2 separate regions of the Mus musculus genome follow, and region 2 is linked to region 1. Evidence: chromatin loops called from intact Hi-C (ENCODE). Cell type or tissue: gastrocnemius. All regions are shown on one strand.

Evidence for each region. Hi-C counts contacts between places; a loop is a spot of excess contacts. Peaks named below come from ENCODE experiments on the same cell type or tissue, not always from the same donor. Only the 100,000 strongest peaks of a DNase experiment are listed, where the experiment ranks them.
Region 2: a loop joins it to region 1, with 10 times the contacts of the local background. A loop is called at or near these places in 31 of 42 quality-filtered maps.

What each region holds. Positions count from the first base shown.
Region 1 is chr2:32,857,684-32,860,183 of GRCm38, reverse strand. No RefSeq gene overlaps it. Among named protein-coding and RNA genes, the nearest start is that of Stxbp1, 12 kb to the right of the region's middle. In gastrocnemius, a CTCF peak has its summit at 1,006 (motif pointing left); DNase peaks (open chromatin) are centred at 991 and 2,419; H3K27ac peaks cover 1,322 bases.
Region 2 is chr2:32,926,974-32,929,473 of GRCm38, reverse strand. Lrsam1 (leucine rich repeat and sterile alpha motif containing 1) reads left to right here. Exons shown (of 26, transcript NM_199302.3): 24 at 741-822; 25 at 1,344-1,489. Among named protein-coding and RNA genes, the nearest start is that of Lrsam1, 33 kb to the left of the region's middle. In gastrocnemius, a CTCF peak has its summit at 1,065 (motif pointing right); DNase peaks (open chromatin) are centred at 725 and 1,049; H3K27ac peaks cover 391 bases.

The sequences.
Region 1 (2,500 bases):
ACGGGTTCCCGTGTAGCCCAGGCTGGCCTCAGACTCAGTTTGTACTTGAGCTTCACTGAACTCCTGATCCCCTTGCCTGGGATTACAGGATGAGCCGTCTTACCGGACTCTCCCTTTACAATCCTAAAGCCTTGACTCTTCACTGCTGGCTGTCACTTGTCAGATGGCCTTACCTCTGTCATGCAGCCATCAGCAAAAATCCCTCTCCTTTTCTTTCCTGCTCTCTCGGGCCAGGCTGCTTGGCTAACAGATCCGGGTGACACCCTTAGGCTGCTGTCCAGCCGTGTAGTTACAAGAGCTGTTTGTGTCTTAGCAAGAATCTCCCTGTATATCCCAGCCTCCTGTCTCAGCCTCCTGAGTGCTGGGTCCTGGGTATCTAGGCCACCTCAGGCTGCTGACTAAGGGAAGGGACACGTGGGAAGGAAGGACCTGGAAGGCCCCTGTCCCAGTTCCTATCCATACAATACCCAAAGCCAAACAAGACTGAAGTCACTGTTGCTAAAATTCCTGTCCTGGGGGAGACCTAACAATGGCTCTCTCCCCTCACGGTCTCATTGACAAGCCAAGGAGTGAAGCTGCCAACATTCTCCCCGAGGCACCAATGAATGCGTTTATTGGGCTCCTTACAGAGCATATTTGAGGGGTTACACACACATTTGAGGGGACCCTCCACCCATAGCCACATAGACGAAGTGCCCTCCCCTAGCTCTTCCCCACCTATGCACCTTAGCCTCTCCGGGAGGCCACGTGCAGTTAGGGTAGAACTGCACACTGGCTGGGTAGAACTGGCTGGGAATGGGCTGAACAAGGGTCCCAGCTGGGCGACGCTCGTGAGGAAACACCTGGAGATGGTGGGTGGATGTTTGCCTTGGATGGGCACTAGATCCAGGTGCCAGTGGACACCCTGTGACAAATGCAGCACCTTCACTTTCCTTTGTGGAAGGAAGAAACCAGTGTAGAGAGTCAGGGCTGCTCTGCTCACTGCTCCCCCTGCTGGTCACCTCAGAGTGATGGCGCCATCTGAGGTCTGCCCCTCAGAGCTCATTCTTATACACCCACCTTGTTCATCAAATATGTGTGTGCCTCAGGTGTGCTGGGGCCTGCTCTAGGTGCTGGGGATACAGCAGCAAAGAGCTAAAGGGCTCAGTGCGGTGGTGCTCAGCTTTAATCCTAGCACTCAGGTGGCAGAGGCCGACGAATCTCTTAATCTGGCCAGTTTAATCTGGACTACACAGAATATTCCAGGCTAGCCGAGGTGACACAGTGAGAGCCTGTCTCCAAAAAATAAAATAAAGTAAAAAATAAAAAAGAGGGGCTGGAGAGATGGCTCAGTGGTTAAGAGCACTGGCTGTTCTTCCAGAGGTCCTGAGTTCAAATCCCAGCAACCACATAGTGACTCACAGCCATCTGTAATGGGATCCGATGCCCTCTTCTAGTCTGCAGGTATATATGCAGATAGAGCACTCTTATACATAAAACAAATAAAATTTTTTAAAAAATCAAAAAGATTCGAGGCCAGCCTAGTATACAAAGTGAGTTCCAGGACAGCCAGGGCTATACAAAAACCAAAAAAAAAAAAGGAGGACAGAAAGGGAAGAGGGAAGTGCTAGGGAACAGAGGACATGAAGGAAGGAGGGGAGGGAAGAGAAGGATGGGTATATATATATATATATATATATGGATATGGATATGGATATATATATATATATATACATATAGTTATATAGTTATATACAGAATATATATTTTATAAATATATAATTATATATAGTTATAGATGATATATGGTATTTAATTGATATATGTGACATGTAATGTATGGCATGATATATAATATATACAATATATAATTTTATAGCATAATTATATAATCATATATTATATACTACATATCACACATTACATACCGCATATTACACATTACATGATATATATTTCACATTATATGTGTGTGTGTATATGTGTGTGTGTATATATATGTATATATATTATATTATATATATATATAAATTCTCTTGTGTCCCAGTGACATGATGAAGTTATGTCATCATGAAGAAGGACTGCAGGCAAAAACCGAAGAAAATAGAGACTGGCAGCTTTGAGGCCAACCTGGTCTACAAAGTGAGTTCCAGGACAGCCAGGGCTATACAGAGAAGCTCTGTCTCAGAGAGAGAGAAAGAGAGAGAGAGAGAGAGAGAGAGAGAGAGAGAGTTCTGTTGCCACAGTTAAGTTGGCCTCCAGAGGACTGACGAAACTGAAGGACCAGAAGCTCGACCATCTAAGACATCCCCGCCCTACAATAAGTGGGTGGATTTATGTAACAACAGCAAGAGCAGGCTCAGTCACGGAGCTCCCAATTGGCCTACATGAAGCCCTCAGTCTCCTGATGTTCCTCCTGCCCACCAGCAGGTGGCGGGGGCAGCCTGCATCTGGACGATGGTTTCCAGGCTCTGCTTTCCAGAGAGATAAAAAAGGAAGCCGCTCTGGCTCCAGGGGCTTC
Region 2 (2,500 bases), 69 kb before region 1:
CTGTCCAGGTCAGGTGACTCGAGCTTCTCATGGCCAGAACCGCTGCCCCATTGCCTCTGCTCACCTTTGCCCTCAGCCTGTGCAATGGTGTCACACAGTTATAGCTACGTCCTGAACACAACATGAGCTCCTTTTGTGGAGTTAATCCACCGGCACCTCCCTGGGACGTATACATGCCTGGCATCATTCTTAGTGTCTCACGGCAGCCCATGAACCGGGAACTTGACTCTGAGTGGTCTGGCCTCAGGGTCCCTGCTCTCATCCGTTCTGTTGTCCTGCCTCATCCAGGACAGTGCAGGGCCCATGCTTGGGGGCAGTTCCTGATGACCTTCGGATAGATGCAGGGTTCTGGGCTATGCGCCCAGGCTCTGGGGTGTCGGCTAGAAGGCTCTGACCCTGCTACTTCTCAGCAGAGGAGTTTCAGTAGCTCTCTGTCCTAAGGTCACCAGGCACAGTGACAGTAGTGTCAGGAAAGCATTCAGTAAACACACATGTCACAGGTTTCCTTTGGGGGCTCAGTTCTCCCCTCTGCCACAGAGGCCCGATTGAGCCACCTGCAGGGCTGTGGTTCTACCTTGCCTCATACTGACCACAAGGTCCAGGCCTCCCTGTTTCCAGTGAAGGTGCCGGAGGTGGAGGCTGAGGCAGTCCTATGGGCTGGACAGCATATGACAGCTTAGTAGAGGAGAGCTGGCTCCTTGCCCTCAGCCCTTGGTCTGCTTTTTCCTGTTTGGCCACAGGTGGGCGTCTCAGAAGCAGGCCTGCAACATGAGATCCTACGGAGAGCCCAGGACCTGCTAGCTGTGCCTAGGGTCCAGCCAGGTACTGACTCTAAGCTCTTTTCTGGGCTGTTCAGAGGCTGTACTTAGCAGTCTAGGGGCTACTGGCTCCAAGGCAGAGCTGTAGGCACAGTGTGGGCTATGCTGGGGGAGGACTGGGGACTGAGGAGGCAGCCTTGGGGCGGTCCCATTCTGCCATCACCTGATGGACCCATGCTGTTTCCTGAGGAGCCTGGTAAAGAAGCTCAGCCACTAGCCCAGGGCCTCTGTCCTGCAGTTCCACCACTGGGTGGCGATACGGCTCTAGGCATGCGATGTCCTCTCTCAGAGCCTCAGGCTTCTAAGGTTTTTCTCACCTCTGAGCTCCACAAGCAGAGTGTGTGGTAGCTGGGTGCTCCCATCTCACAGATGGACACGGAAGAATTAATGAGGCCGAGAGGGAGATCCTTCCCCTGCTCATGGACGGAGGCACCCCCTCTCCCCTCCACCCACCCCCGATTACTCACACAAGCTAAGACTGGGACCATCTGGGGATGGCTTAGCCTGTCCCTCTGATTTCTTCAGAGTTGAAACCACTCGAGAATGAGGTCCTTGGTGCCCTCGAGCCCCCCACAGCTCCCCGGGAGCTCCAAGAGTCAGTGCGACCGTCCGCCCCCCCAGCTGAACTGGACATGCCGACCTCAGAGTGTGTTGTGTGCCTGGAACGTGAAGTAAGTGTGGGGAGACACCAAAATGACCCATGTTCCATGACCCAGATATGCGCAATGCTGACATTGTCTAGAGTCCATTTTCCCCAGAGAAGGATTTTTCCCTCAGCTTATTAACTATATTAGGGAAAATTTCCTCAGGCATGACTCACCAAGAACATGGTTTTCCCGGCCAGGCCTTTGTAAGATTGTTGCAAAATTAACACTTATTGCAAAAAGTAAACATACCAGTGCTTAAAGCACAGGTCCTCCCTCCTGCACAGTTGCTAAGGGAGCCGGGGCAGGGCACGGCAGGTATGCCTGCAGCCGTACTTAATGAGAGATGAAAAAGGCAAAAGCCCTGTGAGTCTGAGGCTATGGAGCAAGACCCTGTGTCAAGAAACCCAAAAGGGGCTGGAGAGATGGCTCACACTCACTGCCCTTCCCTGTACCATGTCGGGTGGCTCATAACGTCAGGGGATCCCACACCCCCTTCTACACTTCCCGAGTAGAATACACACATGAGTTACTAAGGGGGCTGCTGTAGCAGCTCGGTAGCTCTCTGACCTTCAGCAGACTCCGGGGTGCTATGCGGCGGAGGGCACAGTGGTTAGAACTGTAACCAAGGCACTGTCCTCAGGCTCTGAAAGGGACTCCCAATTTCTTGATATGATACATGACTTTGAAGCAATTGGAGACTTCTCAGGCCATGTGCATACTGAGGGGTCTTGCTAAGACAGAGTCAGGGAACACATACGAGGCTAGTGACTATAAGGTGGAAGTCATTTTAGGCTAGGCATCATACTTTGGCAAGTGTGAACACAAAATAATTACAAATAGGTGGAGGGCCAGGTAAGCAGTACACGCCTGGCATCCCAGCTGGGGGTGGAGGCAGCTCAGTAGCAGGGCACTCAGCCTGGCATGCACTGGAGGAAAGAGCTTTTAGATTGTAGATATTTGAATGCTATTACAATCCATGGAAAAACAGGTACAAAACTGCCAACAGGCCTGACTAGGTTTTCACATCCACTGGCA